2 separate regions of the Homo sapiens genome follow, and region 2 is linked to region 1. Evidence: chromatin loops called from intact Hi-C (ENCODE). Cell type or tissue: Calu3. All regions are shown on one strand. Links, peaks and the distances in the headings refer to the core of each region. The heading gives the core; the rest is flanking DNA. Region 1 overlaps MTX2 (metaxin 2). Region 2 holds the start of LOC124907910 (a long non-coding RNA gene).

The links. Peaks named below come from ENCODE experiments on the same cell type or tissue, not always from the same donor. Only the 100,000 strongest peaks of a DNase experiment are listed, where the experiment ranks them.
Region 2: it touches region 1 in a loop (1.8-fold over the local background); 1 of 110 quality-filtered maps calls a loop at or near these places.

The regions. Positions count from the first base shown.
Region 1 is chr2:176,322,794-176,327,200 of GRCh38, reverse strand. MTX2 (metaxin 2) reads right to left here. Exons shown (of 10, transcript NM_006554.5): 4 at 3,737-3,809; 5 at 300-376. Among named protein-coding and RNA genes, the nearest start is that of MTX2, 56 kb to the right of the region's middle. In Calu3, for the core only: no CTCF peak of the experiment used is centred there; no DNase peak of the experiment used is centred there.
Region 2 is chr2:176,581,187-176,585,593 of GRCh38, reverse strand. LOC124907910 (a long non-coding RNA gene) reads right to left here and starts at 45. Exons shown (of 2, transcript XR_007087314.1): 1 at 1-45. In Calu3, for the core only: no CTCF peak of the experiment used is centred there; DNase peaks (open chromatin) are centred at 1,013, 1,873 and 2,513.

The DNA.
Region 1 (4,407 bases), core at 121-4,120:
AGTTGTAGTAAGCATAAGTTAGAAAATTATCTACCATTTTGTAAAGATCAAACCATCTCTTTAGACTAGATATTAAAATTACATACCTTTAATAAATTTGACATTAATAGAGGAAAAAAAGCTACCTCTTTTGCCATTATATCATGAAAAAATACTAACTTACACTTCAGAAATATTTTCCAGTAGTTTGCATTGGCATTTTATAAAACTAGGTTGAAATCAATGTAAATGTTAAGACACATTAAAGAATGATGAATGACTTGGTAACTGATCAAATACATTTAATATCTTTTTATTACCTTGGCTTTAACAAATTGGACTATTGGACCAAGTTCTGATACTACTTGATTTCCCACATGAATAAAAGGTACTTTACCTGTTGAGAGAAAAAAAAAGTATTTATAAAAATACTTCCAGTATGTTAAAGTTTGTGATAATTAAAAAAAATTAACACAAAACTCAGGTATTTATAAATAGGGATTTCATAAAACTGTAACTTTTGAAAATTTTTGTCAGATGTGTATATTAAATTCTGTAAGTTTTTAAACTGATTACTAACCAACTTTAGAAAAAAAGAACAGGTAAATTCATTTCTAGAGTTCTCACTTAGATATAATAACAGATCACATAACATTCTCTTTTCAGAGCCAACACAAACATATCACCATATAGCAGCAAACACTAATTATCCAAATTACATGAACCAAGCCAGGACACTGGTACATGACCACTGATATATTTCAAAGAAATGTAAGCTTTCTTTTCAGAGTACAGTGAATCAATCTATATTGTAAACTACATTTAAAAAACCTTTTTACATCTTTTAAGTCTTTGATACCCATTGAGATCAACATTTTAAGCAAGTAATTGTATATCAATAAATCTCTTTAACTCAAAATAGCAAGAATTAAAAGAATTAACAATCTTTGAAGGCATGCTAGTTGGTGAGTTGTAATACAGAGTATGTTCCCAACATGTGGGAAAAAATAATAGTATGTTTATAAAAACTAGCTTCTATAGATAAATGTCACATTAAAAAAGAAATATTTCACTTTAACAAATACTAATACTTGGAATTATTAGAGATGAGAGAACAAAATAATCTCCAAATAGCAAGAAGGGTCTACTCCAAATGCTAAAGAATGAAACCTGCTGTCACACCTAGTTCAAATAGAGTTCACACTAACAGCAGGCTTCTTCCTGTTCCTTTTCAATAGATTCACTCCTCTCTGGCTCCGTCAGCCTGGGGGTAATGGATGAAGTACAGAGGCCTAACAAAAGCTTCAACTGCATCCATAGGACAACATGCATTACAAAGAAAAGGCAGGCCTTTTGGAACACAACAACTCAATAGATGTATTGAGAAGATATTTCCCTGTTGCCAATTCTGCATTCCTTCCTTCTACTGCTTTATAAATCTTGCAAAAAAAAATTTTTTTATCTGGTTAAGCATTAGGCCACATTGTTTTCTTAACTCGGGATAAAATCTTTGTAACTACTATACTACCAGAATTATTACAGGTCCCCTGAGATCAAATGATCTGAGAATGAAAACTATTTAGTACCTAGACAAACAGTATTTGGGGGTATAATATTTTTAGAGCAAAGCATATTCCTTGTTTTTAATGACCAGTTTCAGGTTCTTGGAAAAAAGGGTTTGTATTTTTTTTCTTTTCTTAAAAATACATTGAGCGTTGTCAATTCTGAAGCAAAAAGAAGTGTGGATAGTCAACTGAGTATTAATCTTATATATCTCTAAATATAAAGAGATATATAAAAACAAACACAACAAATTAGAAGTGAATAATGTTTTCTGTCACTAGCCTGCTTAATGAAAATGGAGCCAATGTTATATCCTTATTATTGCAGGTATCAGGCAAAAACACAGTAAGACAGTTATTTTCTGGTGCGAATCAAAGGTCATATAAGAAAACTGAGGGCTTTGTTTACCGTCTTAGACAGAATAATCACTTTTAAAATTTTTATTCTAAAGAAAGCAAGAATATGTTGCCAAACAAGTTGGCAGATTCAAAGAATGCAAGAAATAGGACCTTGGATGTCATCTAATCCGGCTACCTTATATTACAGATGAAGTCACTGAGGCTCAGAGAAGTGAAATTTCTCAAGGAAATAGTTAATATGTGACAAAGTCACAGAAGGATTAGTTAAAGATTTCCTAACTCTTTAGGAAATAAGAGTTTAAGTCAACTGGTCTTCTGACTAGTCCATGCTCTCTGCTTTAAAAATCTACCGCAAGATCAAAGAAGCAAATACAATAAAAAACATTTCCCTATCACCTCAAATCATTAAATGAAAGAGAATACCAATCTGAGATATGATAAAGTTTAAATATCTTAGTAGAAAGTGCCATTTTCATCTACCTATAGGAGACTCCTATGAAAGAATGTATATTTTTGTATGTCTCTAGAATATTTATGTTTGTCTTTCGCGCAATCTAATAAAAAGAAAATAGGTATCTACCTAAATGACACTAAGTATAGTAATTTTAGGAAACAGGTAGATAAACTATATTGATATCTCACTTGCCAAAGATCTGAACTTTAGCATTAGATTACTAACCTTCTAACCTTTTTACATAAATATACAAACTGTTTGTATGACTACATAGAGGAAAAGGATGGACAAAACACAACATAACTTATTTCACCAGAACTCTGTAGTTCCTAAAATCTACGTATAAAACCAACACAAAAATGAGTCAATGAATGCCCTCCAAGAATCTAAAATATGTTTACATTTACAAGCCTAGAAATTATTTTATGGAAATGTTTTCTAAATGTATATTCATAAACCTCTAAAACCAGGTATTTATATAAAAGAACATTATGTACAGAAGGGGTGTCTTCATACCTTTTAACAATTTCTACCACCCTTAAAAACTTAAGGTGGAAAAAAAAAATTTAACACAAGTCACTCCTAAATTATCATATCAAAATGAAAAATGTCTCCCTAAAAAGCAATGTTACACACTTATACCAATCAGTTATACTTAATAATTTATTCAAAAAGGAGTAATTCTACGTATTATTGCTCCAACAAAACCATAATTACAATAATCATCCATGATAATTATATATAACATTTATTTATCAGCTTTGTAGCACATTTTTATATTAAAAATTTTGAATTATTTATTTAAAACAGTAATTTAATCTACTGACATAAAGATAATACTGATTTTAAAAAATAGGAAGCTAAAGCATCTCAAAACCTGTTAAAATTAAGCATTAGAAAAAATAATTAGAAACCAAAAACATTCAGTGATGACTTCAAGATCTAACGACAAATTAATTTTTCTACAATCTCTCTTCTTCCAGCTGTATTATGGGAGAATATAATTAAGAAAGATGTGTGGAATAATAAATGGATTCATTATTACTAAAATTTGTTTTCTCAACAGGAAAGTCTTATGTACATTAAGACTAGGGAAATCTGAGATCATGTATTTCCTTAACATTTACTATTTAAAACAATTCCCTTACTATTAAAACCATTTCCACACGTCAGTAACCATCTCTGATCACAGTTGAAATGAATAGATATGCCAACCCCAAGATTGTCAAATTTGCAATTGTTACTTTCTAAAACCATGGAAAGATTCTTCAAAGGGTAAACAAAAAAAATCAGGCATTTTAACATGTAGATACAAACTGGACTATCACTATAATTTTATCACTCCATAATATTAACAGAGAAGAAAAAAAAACACACTTACCAGATGGAGACATATATTCTGCATTTGCCCTACAAACTACTTTGATAGGCAAGTTACACATTTGCAAAAAGGCCTGTAAATCAAGATACATACAATAAGCCCAGTAAAAAGCATATGCATATTTGAACAGAAATTTGTATGCATTTCTTTTCTAAACTGAATAGTTTCATACTACAAAACTCTAATAGAAAACAATGAACCAATTTAAAGTGAAGGATTTGTTTTCCAAACAAAAATGTCATGTCACTACTTAAAAATCAGTATGATTTAGACATCAGTAAATACATGAAACTTAAAGTATGTATGTATACCTAAGGAATAAAATGTAAATTATCCACATTTATGTTACTGTATTAGTTTATGTAAACCAGCAATACTATATATATAGCTTTAATTTTCTTAAGTAGATGACTAAAGTCCAAATTTTATAAGCTATTAATTGCTTCATTCCACTATTTTCTATAGGATCATCATCTTCCTCATTTTAGAGGAAAACTCAAAATACTATCTCTGCTACCTCAAAGTTCTCTCCAGTAATACCCTATATTCCAACATGTAGTTTCTGTGCTCACGAATTCACTTTTTAAAGACTTAAATTGTTTATCTTTGCTCATAGTTACAAAAATGTTATAAGCAATTTAAATGTCTAATAATAAGGGTATGGGGTAAAT
Region 2 (4,407 bases), core at 117-4,116, 260 kb before region 1:
CTACAATTTACCATTCTACTATTACTCAACCTGAAAAAAAGAAGGAAATCCTGCCATTTGCAACAACATGGATGAACTTTGAGGACATTATGCTACGTGAAATAAGCCAGGCACAGAAAGACAAATACCAGATGATTTCACTTATATGTGGAATCTAAAAAAAAAAAAAAAAAAGTCAAACTTCTAGTAGCAGAAAGTAGAATGTTCACTACCAGGGGCTGAGGGGTGGAGGGACTGGGAAGATATTGGTCAAAGGGTACAAGCCTTCAGCTGTAAGGTGAGTTAAGTATTGGAAACTTAATGTATAGCTTGTTGACTATAGTTAATAATAATATATTATATATTTGAAATTTGCTGAGAGTAGATTTTCCAGTTTTCTCATCACACACACACACAGACACAGACACACACAAAAGGTAATGATGGAAGATTATGTATGTGTTAATTAGCTTGATTGTGGTAATTATTTCACAATGTATACATATATCAAAACATCATATTACATCCCCTAAATGAGTACAATTTTTATTTATCAATCATACTTCAATAAAGCTGGGAAAAAATAATAATTTACTCTTCTATTTTTCCCCACGGAGAGAAATTTTTTACCTAGACATTCTGTTACAACCAAGAATTTTTAGAAAAAGAAATGTGCGAGAACTAGTTTCTCACAGTGCTTGGGTAAGGTCAGCACATATTGATATCCAAGGACAATATTTAGATACAATTGTTTTCATAACTTTTAGGTAAAAAAAAATAATAAAACCAACAGAGTTCTCCTTTTCCAATCTGTTAAATAATCATAGAATCATAATCACTTAACTTGGTGGAGAGTCTACAGTAACATACTCAAGCCAACTCACAACTGGCTGGCAAGAGCCAATGTGTACCTGTCTTCCCAATGCCTTACTCAGCAATAGAAGGTTGGTAGTTTCAAATCTGCTATGATGTGAGTATTTACACCTTGAACACTGGCAAATGCTTCCCTCCCTATCCCGACTCCCAGGAACTGGCTGTTAAATATTTACCAGCACACCACAACTTCAGCAGAACTGTGTCCAGCCTTGGACTCCAATGCTGGTGAGTTATTTCTGGGAATTCCAATCATCAAGAAGCATTAAATACTTAAGAGTGACTATTGTGCTCAGCCGTAAATAGATATGGATGAGTAACATAGAGCAGGGGAAAAATGCAAATGATTATGCTTGTTAAACTAGTTTTAATAAAACCGCCTTCTCATTCAATATAACAACTACTATTAAACAGGATAAATTCAACCTCCCGCAACAGTGACTGCCAGCAAGGGACTCTGAGAAGTGTGGAAAAATTGAGAATAAAGAATCCTCTGAAAATAGCCTTTCTTAATAAAAATAAAAATATTGCTACTATGTGTGTTTGCTCTTTTCTTTCCTCTGAAGAAAAAAAATTACCTCACACATTAATACAAAAATGAAAACAAAAACACCAAGAATCTTTCCATATGTTTTATATTAGTAGAAAAACTTTCAGAAAAAAAGTTGTTAACTAAAGTGGGTTTACATTTTACTCATCATCATTCATTCTGCTTACTTGCCTATTTTGCCATTCTTGACTTTCAGTGTTACACATCCTTCCAGGAAAGTTTAGTAGTAAAACCATGGAGGGAGTTTAGCTTTTATTGATTCTGAAAGAACAATATAACAAGATACTGACAATAACAAACAGATACGAAATTGTTTCAGCCTGGAAACAATTGCAGCCATATAACCCTTGGTGGCCTGTTTTTTATGAACTTTTATTTTTCTCTCCACAATGACTAGCACGGGAACTATCACCCATCCAATCTAGCAGCTTCTCATTGCTCAGGAAATGGTTAAGCTACTGCAGGTCAGCCCGGCACGCCCCGGTAATGCTTTGATTTGTTTCTCACACAAAACCAATTTGAGTCATTTATTTTACTAACAACTCCCAACAGAATCAAGGCACTGGACGAGTCTCTTTTTAAGATAAATTTACCCTCACACTTGACTTTGTCAAGAGAAGGTTTCCTCTGAGAAGGATATAGATTTCATGGATTTTCGTTAAGTATCTGTAGAGCCTTTACTTAATATTAAGGAATTGAACAATTTAGCTATTTTTTTAAGCAACCACACAATCCCAGTCTGGCTTAAATTAATACTGTTTCTGACACATAAAAGTTTGACTCAGAAAATCTCTGGGGTAAACAATCCAAATGTAATAATTACTCCAAATGCTTCTAACCACAGAACAGGAGAACGTGCCTCCTTGAGTCTTGATTTCAGTCAGTCAACAAATATGCAATGGATTCCTTTACACAGGTGATCTTGTAATTGGTGCTATATAAGTTATTCTTATTTGAAGGTTGCAAATATTTTGTCTTCCAAAACAGAGCCTCCAAGGAAAAAAAATCAAACAGTTAACAGTATACTTCTCAAATAACAGCTCTTGTTTCAAAATGGGTGATTCATAGTTGAGTCAGCGTCTGCTTGCTGGAGGGTCACTGTAGGAGCAGCCAGGAGGGAGGATGACTTCTCTGGTGATGCTACTGCCCCTCCAGAGTTATCTTGAAGCTAACTAGCCAGTGGCTTCAAACCACATACATCTGAATGAGCAAGATTTTTGGTGATGGTTGAAGAAGAGAAAGGAGGAGGAAAAGAGGAAGGAGACCAATAAATTTCTGGACTTTGAGATTAAAATTATAATCTTTATTTTGTATTCCAATTTTAAAGTGAACTAAGTTTGCCACAAGCCACCCTCAAACAGTAAGCACACCAGCCTGCATCAAGTCATTAACCTTTTAGAACCCACTCAAGGCAATGTAGTGTGACTTTATTAATGAATAATATGGTCTATAAAAGCTAACAAACACAGACACTTGCTATGATTCATCAAATTTAATATTCCATCAAACCTTTCAGTTTAAAGACCAATGATGTTTTTAAAGAATACCAGAACCCCAAAATGGAAGTCCTGTGCTCCAATTAAACTTAATGCATCAAAAAATAAAATCCATAAGAATTTATTGCTAGGTCAAAATTTTGAGTAAACAAACAATAAAAGAAATAACTGCTATGCAACATGAATTATAACTCCAGAAAATATTATTGAAACTGCAGACAACCAAGAGATGTAGTCCTTGAAAACAGCCTTGCTATTTAAGGCACACATTGTCTGTTGTGTTGCTAGGAGGCAAAAGACCCTATCGTAAAACAGCTGGGCTTCTTGTTCCAGGCAAAGGCAAATTCCACAATCAGAAACCGAATTAGAAACTTCTAGAATTCTTGCAGTCTTTTACTTACTGACATTCATACTTTGGAAATCCATACTTATGTGCCTGACTTTTCTATAAGATCCCTTTTTGTAGAATTACAATGTACACATTTTCCCATGGATATTTTATAAGCTGTCTTACAAAAAGACAGCTTGTCTTGTTGACTTTTGGTGCCCATCTGCAAGGATTCCTGGACAAAGTTTTCAAATGTAGTTTTGATTTAGAGATGCCTTTTTTCATGTTTTTCTCTTTTAAATATGTATGTGCTCTAGTATAAGCGGAAAAAATGATGCAGGAGAATTTTAGTGGTCTAGTCTGGCTTCATTTGATCTTCTGCTCAAAATCTAGGTCATGGTCAGGGCCTGATACATGCCAAAAATTAGTAGAGTTCCAAGGAAACATATTCACAGAGCCTAAGGTCCTTTTGTGGACAAAGAAAGAGGCCTATAAATTATGTCACCAGGCCAATCTGCCATGTCATCAAAGAATAATCCGAGTGGATTATTATCTTTTTCTCTTCAATTCATTCTGTAGATGTCTTAAGTGCTTTGCAAACTTTATTCCTCTTTATCTGGCTGTCAGATAGGTTATCTCTCATTTTACGAATGAAAGATCAGACACAGTGAAATTAACTGATGAGCTGAGGCTCCGATTAAACCAAATCAGGAGGCTACTGACATTAGGATCTTCCTATCAGTCAGAATGACATTTCTGAGCTCCTGGAATAGAGAATACCAGGTTATGTGAAATTTACTTGGTTCAGTTCTTTCTCGCAAACACATTGTTCATGGTGCCAAGTTCTCAAACATATTCCAAAACAGAGAATATGTGCATGTTCCTAGGTTTTTTAAAAATACATAACATAGAATATAGGAGATATTTTAACTGACATGGGAAATGAAAAACTACTATGTTACCACTGTGAAATGTGAATAATTCACTTATATCATCTGAGATTTGTGCTGCAAATTGGCTCATGAATTGTAGGATAACCATAACAAAATAGTGTCCATATGACAAAAAGTGGATCAATTTTAAAAATTTAGCTATATGTCAATCTCTCTTAGAAAGAAAAAGAAGGCTACATTTCTGGTGAAAATTAGACTTATGTATAGAGAAAGTGTCTGATATGATTC